Regions from separate parts of the Mus musculus genome. Here region 2 is linked to region 1. The links are chromatin contacts, found by Hi-C or POLR2A ChIA-PET in ENCODE. All regions are on one chromosome and are shown on one strand. The core of a region is the stretch at or near the end of the contact, and the rest is flanking DNA. Distances in the headings are between cores, read along the strand shown. Region 1 holds the start of Akt1 (thymoma viral proto-oncogene 1). Region 2 holds the start of Cep170b (centrosomal protein 170B).

The links. Hi-C counts contacts between places; a loop is a spot of excess contacts on that map. ChIA-PET counts read pairs that join two places held with the same protein, here RNA polymerase II (POLR2A).
Region 2: a map of left cerebral cortex shows a loop between it and region 1 (3-fold over the local background). The contact joins the promoter of Cep170b here to the promoter of Akt1 in region 1. A Hi-C loop is called at or near these places in 2 of 37 maps with a recorded cell type or tissue (left cerebral cortex and mouse trophoblast stem cell). POLR2A ChIA-PET finds 5 or more read pairs at or near these places in 2 of 5 experiments (Patski and embryonic stem cell).

Annotation. Positions count from the first base shown.
Region 1 is chr12:112,672,128-112,677,164 of GRCm38, reverse strand. Akt1 (thymoma viral proto-oncogene 1) reads left to right here and starts at 2,889. Exons shown (of 14, transcript NM_009652.3): 1 at 2,889-3,165. It overlaps Gm30150 (a long non-coding RNA gene), which reads right to left and starts at 2,689. Exons shown (of 3, transcript XR_381988.3): 1 at 2,468-2,689; 2 at 1,613-2,146; 3 at 1,195-1,474.
Region 2 is chr12:112,719,558-112,724,594 of GRCm38, reverse strand. It overlaps Cep170b (centrosomal protein 170B), which reads right to left and starts at 2,421. Exons shown (of 19, transcript NM_001024602.3): 1 at 2,213-2,421. It overlaps Gm46382, which reads left to right and starts at 2,429. Exons shown (of 2, transcript XM_017315329.2): 1 at 2,429-3,034.

The DNA of each region.
Region 1 (5,037 bases), core at 1,640-4,139:
TGTTCAGAGTAAGCCCAGATCCTACCGTCCCTCTCTGGAGCCTGCCTCTGCCTCAGCCCCTCCCAGAATTAGCATGATTCTGAGCCCCAATATCCGTGGTTCTCAACCTTCCTAATGCTTCAACCTTTTAATAATACAGTTCTTCATGTTGTGGTGACTCCTAACTATAAAATTATTTTTTGTCGCTACTTCATAAATTTAATCTTGCCACTTTTACGAATCGTCCTGTGAACCATCTGCTTTTCTGATGATCTTAGGCGACCTCTATGAAAGGGTCATTTTATCCCCAATGGGTCGTGACCCACAGGTTGAGAACCACTGCCCTACCCCCTTAATAATAAATACCTCTGCTACTGGGGACTAGCAACACGGGAATCAGAGCATATTCTAGGGACCTGTGAAAATTAACTTCAGGGCATACCGTAAGGCGATGTGCCTGTGGTCCTGGGATGTTCTTTCCAAAGTCCCTGACACGGTCTCTCCTCTTTATTCCTGCCTTTGCTTGAAGGTCACGTCTTTAGTGAGTTCCTCCCTGATCCCTCTTGACCTGCAACCCATCCTGCATGGACCTGTGCAGAGTCCAAGGTTGTCCATCAAGGTGCGTCCCTGTTCCTTTAGCAGGCCACGCTTGTGTGCCTAAGCCTGCCACAGAACGGTTCTTGAGAAAATGATGGCTGGATGTTGAACGCTGACACCAACCAGCCCCCCTTTTCCCTCTTCCTCCATGTTGGGCAATGCCTCACAGCCTCGCCTCTCACTTACCCTACATAGGTCTTAGGGCAGAGAACCTGTGAGGTACAAAGACAGTGAAACTGCTGCCTGCAGGACCAGCCACACCTGCAGGGTCACTGGACATTCCTCAGACTGGTCCACCATCTGTGCTGAGAACCCTGACACCTGCCACTCCGAGATGCCTCTCTACTGGCATATAGATGACAGAGGCTATCACAGAGCCACAGTCCGGCTGCTACAGGCAGAACCTCTCTAGATTTCGGGTGCCATCTAACTTGGGAGCTGTCTCAAGAGCATATCTCACTATGTAGCTGATGCCCAGACCTCTTAGCTCAGGATAGTGCCTGCATCCTACCAAGCTGCCAGGGATGAGAGGGAGGAAGACCTCTGTGAGAGAGGGGGGAAGACCTCTGTGAGGGGGGAAGAGGGTCAGGAACCACAGGTTGGTTTGTTTGTTTTTGGTTTTTGGTTTTTTTTTTTTTGAAGATTTATTTATTATTATACATAAGTACTGTAGCTGTCTTCAGACGCACCAGAAGGGGGCGTCAGATCTCATTACGGGTGGTTGTGAGCCACCACGTGGTTGCTGGGATTTGAACTCAGGACCTTCGGAAGAGCAGTCATCTTACCCGCTGAGCCATCTCGCCAGCCCCCGGGACCAGTTTTTGTTGGAGAGCATGGCTGCAGAGCAGGCCAGTGGCAAGTCTCAGTAAGGCGGACCTTACTCACCTTGTGGCTCTGTCTAGGAGGCCCAAAGAGGTGTTGCCAAAGTGTGGACCCAGAAGGAGTCGCCTATCCCCCAACCCACTCCGGACTCGGGGGAAGATAGAGACACAAAGAAGGGAGGCGGGACTGGTTACTGCATAGAAACAGGGCTCACCACAGGTAGGAGCTGTCTCCAACAGTGGCTTCCAGGAAGAGCATCCGAGTGAGAAGGGTCACTAGAGAACAGCCAGAAATTGCTGTGTTCCACAAGAGGGCGCCCTGCTGGCTCTAACTGTGTAGCAACGGGATGGGGGAAGTAGGAGAGGAGGAGTTGGGGGCCTGGGGTGAAGGTTTGCTGGGCGAGTGATGGATATTTGTGTGACTCTCAGCCTCTGAAGGCCACTCTCAGGGTCAGGGATACTGCTGGAGCAGAACAGAACTGCTGCTGAGCCTCTGACTTAGCGCCCTGGAGGCTCTCTGAGCTGGGGCAGCTGTGCAGCAGATAGGGCACAGAACAGAGCCCCCCATCCCCATCCCCGTCTGAAGGGTATGGGGCGTGGCTGAGAGGAGAGTGAGTTCTTCTCCGGGAGTGGGGTGTGCTTCCCAGGTCAGCCCCAGGAGCCCGAGAAGGAGCTCCGATTTCCATCCTGGGCGATAGCGTGGACTACTAAATCTACCCTCTTGTTTACACTCCTGGTGAACTCTGACCCTTGTATGAAAAACAAAAAATGCCCCCTGGTTAAAAATACCAAACACATGAAGGTAAATTCACAAAAGGGTTACTATCAAGTCGGGCTTCTGGGACGAGGGAGGGGCCCTGCGCAGGAACTGCTGAGGCTGGCCGAAGGGGGAAGGACTGAGGATGGATAAGAGGCAGGAACCACCTTGACTCTTCAATTCCGGGACACCATAAGGAACCGCCCCCCAAGCCTCACCCATCTGAGTCCACAGCAAGGTCTTGGCTGACTGAGTCCTACCCCTGAATCTGCCCCCTCTGGGTGTCCAGGTGTGCTCCCGTCCTCCCTGTCACCTGGGGAGTCCTTATCAGTTGCTGTGGCAGGCAGTACTGGGTTGGATGAGCCCTCAATAGCCTTCTTTCTTGTGTTGGCTGGCCTTTAGGACACCGGTGACCGGTCTCTCCCGGCTCCCAAGATGGGGACAGTTGGGCCTCTTGAGAGTCAAACTGATTCACTTCCCACGCTGGCCTCCCTCCTTGGGGTCTGGAGAGCTAGGCAGGGAAGGGCCAGGTCCCACAAACCGGGAAACCCAGACCAGAGCTGGAGCTCTGGATCTGCGGCGGGGCTCCGTTACCCGCGTGGCCCTGGCTCGGGGCCACCCGAGGGCGGCGCCTGCGGGGCCGCGCTCGCGCTCACGGGGTGCCTCGCCCTGGCCGCGGGCCGCGCCGGGGGCGCCCGGGGCGGCGGAGGCGGATGTGGGCGGGCGGCGCGGGCGCGGGGCGGGGAGAAGGCGGGCCGGCGGCGGCGGCGGCAGCACCGAGTCGGCGGGCGGCCGGCCCAGCGCGGCAGCGCACGCGAGTCCGGGACCAGCGGAGCGGACCGAGCAGCGTCCTGTGGCCGGCACCGCGGCGGCCCAGATCCGGCCAGCAGCGCGCGCCCGGACGCCGCTGCCTTCAGCCGGCCCCGCCCAGCGCCCGCCCGCGGGATGCGGAGCGGCGGGCGCCCGAGGCCGCGGCCCGGCTAGGCCCAGTCGCCCGCACGCGGCGGCCCGGTGAGTGCCCGCGCCGCGCCCTGTTCCGGGCCGCGGCCACCCCGCTTTGTTCCCGGCCGCGCCGCGCCTCGGAGTAGGAGCAGGAAGTGGCCGAGCGGAGGCCTGGGCGGGGAGCGCGCGGGGCCGGGCTGGTCGCGCAGGAGGCCCACGCCGGCGAGGGTGCGGGCGGCCGCTGCGTGACCTTGGGTGGCCGCTCCACGGGGCCAGGTCGCGGGAGAGGGGCGCTGTTGGTGTGCGCAGTGGGGGCCGGTGCGCCCTGGGGCCTGGGGCTGCCCGGGCACTCGGCCAGCGAGGGTAGGAGAAAGGCTCGCCCCGCGGCCTGCGTGCGGTGGGAGGGCCCTGGGAAGGAGAACTCATTTCCCACGGACAGAAAGTTGTGCGCGGTGGCACAGTGCCCAGGCTAGCCCACAAAGGACTGCTAACCCTCCTGGGCCCGGAAGCTGCTTCCTGGACTAGGTGGTTTCTGGAGGTGCCGGGGGGGGGGGGGGCCTTGAGGACGGCGTGGACTCGGTCTCCCGGATCCGGGATACTGGCTGAGCTGATGGAATTGTCTAAAGAGGACTGGTTTCTAAGTTGGGCGGTGGTGGAACCTTGGGCCTCTGCTGTGTGGCCAAACTCCTCCTTCCCCCAGGCCCCTGGTCTTGCTCCAGGTGGCTAGCCTTGACTGCCTAGAGCCATCACTAAAGTGAAGGGCGAGTCGCCTTGGTGGGGCCCCAGCTGGGCGTGTGGCTCACGGGCCAGTGTCCCAGAGGGGCTGAACTCTTAAGACTTAACAATAGCAACCATATGCCCTTACGGCATGGCATGGTGGGAAGAGTGTCCCATGCTTAAGTCGGCTTGATGTGGACATTGGCGTTAACATGGCTGTGTTTCTTCACTCCGTGTGTATGAATTTATTTTTACACGGCTCTGGACAGCTGACTGTCATCAGCAGACCTTGGGGCTGGGTGGGGGTAGGGGACATCCACCGAGAGAGATCTTGCAGTACAGCCCTCTGCCTCCAGGCCACACCCACTCTGACAGTCACTGAGCTGGGATTTCTTCTTGGCTTATCTTTTTCGTTCTGGCTTTTAGTCGCCACCTGCTTGCTGAGGGAAGGGCTCTTTCCTTCTTGGGCCAGGTGTGGTCTTTCCTACTTTGGCATTTGGCATTTGACACATAGCAGCCGGCCTCCCTTTTGTTCCACATTTAGCTTCATACAAGGCAAAGTGACAGAGACTCTGGGTGCCAGCTTGTGTCTTCTGGGCTAGAGAGATGACATAGGGGGTTGCCAGTCAGCTGTAGTAGACCCTAGTTGGGATCTATTCCACGGCGGCCTTCCAGTCTTTTCCTGGGGATTGTCCACATGAACTCCAGGTGGAGGGACAACACAGGCTTGCTGGTCAAGGGCTGTTCAGGTGCACTTTCCCAGAATGTCCAGACTTGGGGATATTTGAAGGATACCTAGGTGTCCCTCTGGAAGAGAAGCAATTGGGGGGCGGGGGGATCTTTGCGAGGTGAGCTGGCACCCTTTGCTTTGCACAGGCTAGCTAGTTGGCCGCTGCAGGACCCTTGTGTGTTACCTGCCCTGTTTGTGGGCTCCCGGATACTGTAATTGTGGGTCGTAACCACTGCTTTGGGTGTTCCCAGCAGGCTGTCTCAGAGTCTCTCTGTCTCAGGCGTAGGGTGAAGGCTCGACAGAACCATATGTGCCTAGTGTGTACTCACCAAGTGAAGGGGACAGCTTCACAGGCAGGGTGCTGTGTTCCCAAGGGGTCTGGGGTTCTGCCTGAGGAGTTTTTAGTGTTGTCCTGAAGGACTTTGGGCTCAGCTTCATACCGTGCCTGTTCTACTTGTGCTCTCCAGTGTTGGCCTTCCCGCGTTCCTAACGTG
Region 2 (5,037 bases), core at 1,172-3,671, 48 kb before region 1:
CCCAGCCTGGACTTTGGTCCCCTGGATATGCACAAGGCCAGCACAGACCTGCTCCTTTAAAGACCCATGGCCACAGCCTCAGAATCTCCTTTGTGTTCCAGGCTCTACATACCTTTTCTCTCTATGTGACTCTGGCCGTGCTAACCAAGTGCAGACCCACATGTCCATGTGAACTATGAGAAACAGTCCCAGGTAGTACCCAGCATGGCCTACAGAGGGCTCCGGGATATACACCCTTACTAGAAGGTCTGCTTCCCACAGCAAGCCACTCTGCAAATCCTGGGGAAAGACAGAAGTCTTCGGAGCACAGGTCTGACTCCATCCCTATAGAGCCCAGTACAACACAAAAATCCAAGCCTTGTTCAAACACAGGAATTAGCTTCAAGAGCAAAGCATGAATCCAAGCTTGGGCCTAGACAGTGGCTCTGTGTAGGCAAACTGTCCAAGAGGGGGCAGTCTAGAGCTCCTGAGTCCTGGTGACTCACAGTCTAGTTATACTGTGAAGAACAACTAGAGTGTCTGAGCATTGGCACTTTCCAGGTGGTTGCCACCTGGATTTGAACCCTTGTACTTTAAAACAGCGCGTGCACACATGCACACACACACACACACACAAGAAAGTGAAAGGAGAAAGCAATAGAAGGAATAACTAAGAGTCAAGTGGAAGACTCGTCACAGGTAAGAAAGGGAGCAGTGTGGGGCAGAGGAGGCAGAGGTGAAGGCAGGACCACAGCGTGCAGAAGTTGGAAGCTGGATGAGGGGCAGAGAATACGGAAAGACTCCGGGCCCCCACAGGGCTGGTCAGGTGGAAGCAGGATCGACCACACAAGTCATCTCTCTGGAAGTGTCAACTCACACAACACACACACACTGGAGAGGTCACACTAGTGATCTGAGGGACCAAACCCTGTCCTGCATTTCCCAGGAGCCATGCCCAGAGACGTCAACACTGGGCTGCTCACCCAGGTCTCGGGTCCCTTCGGGGTAAGCAGCAGGCAAGAACACAGGGCTCTGTCCATCTGTGAAGGCCCACAGCACTCCTTCAGGAAGCAGGAGGAAGATGGAGAAAAGAAACCTGCCTCCCCAGAAAACAGCTCCAGGTGGTCAGGAACATACCCATACCCTGCTCTGAGGTCCCCTTTCCTTAGGGCCCAGCTTGAGAGGCAAGGGCTAAAGGGGCAAGATTTCAATGCCCTTGCAGCCTCTAGGACCTCACTGGGTATCCATAGCCCCAACTCTCAGAAAGACCCAATCCTACTGGCAAAGGTGTCAGGGCTGTGGAGGGAGCCCCCCCCCCCCCCAGGCCCCAGACCCAGGGCGTCACTGAGCCTCCCAGCCCCACCCAGCCTGGATGTCTCCTACTCTGACATCACCTGCCTGCCATCATCTCACTGTGGACAGCAGGCACGGGGACACCCTTAGAGGAGAGGGAGGCCAACCCCCAGAGCCTGGTCATGGGGTGACCACTGCCACCGCCAGTCCAACTTGGAAAGGCTTCTGAGCCAGGGCTTGCTGTAGGAGGTTTGGGGCTAGGCTTAGCCCGGCCATCGTTGCTAGGAGGGAGAATAATAAACACCCCAAACTTGTCCCCTCAGCCGCGCCAAGCAGAAGAGCCACCACCCGAAGGTGAAGGAGGAGGTGGCGATGCAGATGCTGAGAGACAGTGGGAGGCAGGGAGCAGCCCCGTGGCTGAAAGGAGCAGACAGGAGGAGGTCCCCTCCTGGCCGCGGACAGCCCAGAGGCAGAGAAAGCAGGGAGACGGTGGCGGCTAAAGGGAAAGGAGAGAAGAGAAGGAAGACGGAGGGAGGGACCGCAGAAGGAGGGGGGACCGGGCACCCGGGAGGAGGCCGGGAGGCGGGCAGGCGCGCCAGGCCCAGAGGGGGAGGGAGCGGCGTTGTATCCTGAATCAGCGCTGGCCCTGCCCGGGCGGGGACCGGGCGCCCAGGTCTACCAGCTCGGCAGGCCGCGTAGACATGCGCGGGGCCAGGCCTTGTCGCCGGTGCCAGGAGGCCCCTCCCGGGCGCGCGCAGACATGGGCAGCATCGGCAAGCGCTGGCCGGGCCAGGTGTGCCGGGCCCTCGCCCAGCCCCTTCCTCACCGCCGCTTTTGTCCAGCCCCGCCCGCCCCGGTGTGGCCTGGAGGCACGCAGGTGCCCTGCTGGAGGCCCTGCCGCCGTGGGCGCAGGGCTGGCGCGGCCCCTCCTGCGTCCTACCTGTGCTCCCGCCAGGCCCGCGGCTCGCCCGCCCGGACGCTGCCCGGCCCAGCCCGGCCCTCTGCCCGCCCGGCCGAGCGCTGGGCGGGGCCGCCGCCTAGGACATGCCCGGCGCGGCCCGCACGCTGGCGGCAGCCCCGGCCGAGCCCACGGGCAGAGCGCCGGACCGCGGCCTCGCGCGGCGGGTCCCCTGACGTCTGCCGCGACACGCTCCGCCCCGGCGCGCCCCGCCCCCGTGATGCCCCGCCCCGCGACGCCCCGCCCCCCGGAAACCAGGTTAGGGCGGGCCAGCCTCAGCAGGTGAGCTGGACTCCGCAGCGCCGCCCCAGAGGTTACGCGCGGCCCCTCCCGTTCCGTCCACCCGTCCCGGCGCACCGGATCGGGCAACCAGGAACGGGCGATCACCTTTGTCCCCGGCCCAGCCTGGGGCGGCGCATCTCCGCCACCCTGTGCATTCAGACCCCCTTCTCTCTGGCGCTGGCTATCCCAGGGTTGCGAGAAAGGGCGTACGGCTGCCCAGCGTCCTGTCCCAGAGCCGAATAGTTAACATTTAACCACATTCCAGAAGCCCGAGCTCCAGCCGCTCTCCCAGCCCCAACCTTTGGCCTTTCAGCCCAGTGGAGGGGTGCAGGGCGAAGGAAGTAGGATGGATCCCAGAGGCCTGTGCGTCCAGCTGGGTCTCTTCCTCCTGCGCCCTCGACGTTGCAGGATAGGCCACGGGCTCGGGACAGGATGGTGGGCAAAGACACCAACGTACCTGGATGTCACAGTGGGCTGGACGGGGAGGGGCGGGGAACTCCGGAGGCTCTCCCAGTTCCTGAGGTAAGTTCTCACCGGCCGCTGGCTGGTGCCTGGTGCAACAATGGAGGTATCAGGTGTCCCTCTAGTGCCAAGGGGGAAAGGATTAGCGTGGGGCGGAGCGGCTTTGCAGAGTGGTGGAGAAAGTACTGTTCAGAGTGCATTCCTGCATTCCCGTTGAAGGGTACTAGTGAGGGCCTTGGCGGAAGTGGAATGCAGAGCAGAACTCCAGGCCTAGGAATGTGCGCTTTATCCTGCTGGTACAGGAGCTTCGTGAACCCAATCCACCCCGCCCAGGCTCCAAAGCCAGCGGGCACAGTTGCCCATCCCTGCCCTGTAGAAGGAGGTGGAAGGGGTTCTACACAACTCGAGAGTAGAGGCAAGCCCGCCAAGAGGAGACAGATAGGAAAAACTGCATGAGAATGTGCTAGGTTGTTGGGCCTGGCTGTGCGAGCTTATAGTACAGGCCCAAATGGGGGAGCCTGGCTTGCGGTATGGACAGAGGAGGAACCTGTAGCCTCGTGACCAATTTTGGATGTCATCCCAAGGACAGTGGGGCTCAGGAAGTTTGTGCCAGCTGAGACCTGATGAGATGAAGGCCTTGGAGAGAGCTCTAGATGTCTTTGTGGGCAAACGGGAGTACTTTGAGGGGGAGGCCAGGACTCCAGGGAGAGGCCAGGAACTGGAAGAGATGGAGGCAGAGGAGACTTGTCAGGTACTGGAAAGAGGAGGGCTGGGTACGTTCCTGTCTTCCTAGCCCATTTGTCCTTGCCAGGGTTGTTAGCCCCGGTCTCAGCTTCCGGGAGCTGTATGGGGATTTTGCAGTTTCTTCCTAGTAGACTGAGACTGTCCTGTTTCTGAGTCCCAACTCCCGAGCCGGGCTCTCCCATTCTCTTGGCTCTGTAAACAGCCCTTTCCCCAGCGGCTTCGCTGTCTTAGCTTAGCTACCCCTTGCTCACTCCTTAGTAATGGATGCTTATAAACGTTATTATTTTTTTTTTCTATTTGAGACTTTTACCTGGGTTGTGGCTCCTTCCAAGGTGAAGGACGGGAGATGAAGGAATGGTGTCCTGGGTTCTGACTGAGGCCCCTGCCAGCTGTGCACTGTCATGGGGTCGGTATCCTTAGACATGAGGGCAGGGTTGGAGTGGGCTGCTGCTTCCTGGAAGGGGAGGAGGGGTCAAGCTCGCTTGAGTGACTTGAGCAGTAGCATTGGGATCAGAAAGCAGATCTAGTAGTAGCTTCAGTCTTCATCGAGTAAGGGTGACACTTAAGGCCACTGAGCAGAGAGGCTTCCTTTAGTTCAAACTAAGAACACACAGACCAAGTAAGGAACCCCCACCAGTGCGGACCTACCATTTCCACCAAGTAACCTGCTAAACATAACCGCAGGCTTGAAAGACTTTTGATGTCTTAGCTTGGTTTCTATTGGTGTGAAGAGATATCACGACCACAGCCACGCTTACAAAGGACAGCATTTCACTGGGGCTGGCTTACAGCTTCAGGGGTTTAGTCCTGTATTGTCATGGCAGGAACCGTGGCAGCATGTAGGCAGCCGTGGTGCAGGAGAAGGAGCTGAGAGTTCTTAGGTCTTGATCCACAGGCAGCAGAAGGAGATTGTCACACTGGCTAGACTTGAGCTTATAAAACCTCCAAGCCAGCTCCACACAGTTCTGCCACACTCCCTATGGCCAAGCATTCAAATACATGAATCTGTTCAAACCACCATAGTAGACATGTCTAAAACAAACACACACGGCCAAGAAGCACATGAAGAAAATGGACACCACCGCTGATCACTCTGGAAGTGTAAGTCAGAGACCACCTCACACCTCTCAAGATGGCTGCCACACAGCAGAGCAATTACAGAGGAAGGGGTGGAGAAGTGGGGGCCTTTGTGTGTAAGATGGCTCCGTTACTACAGAAATGACAGAAAATTTGAAATTCGCATGTGCTCCTGCAATCCCTCTCCTGGGTAGTCACCTAAAAGAACTGGAAGTTCAGGCATGAACAGGTACACACACACA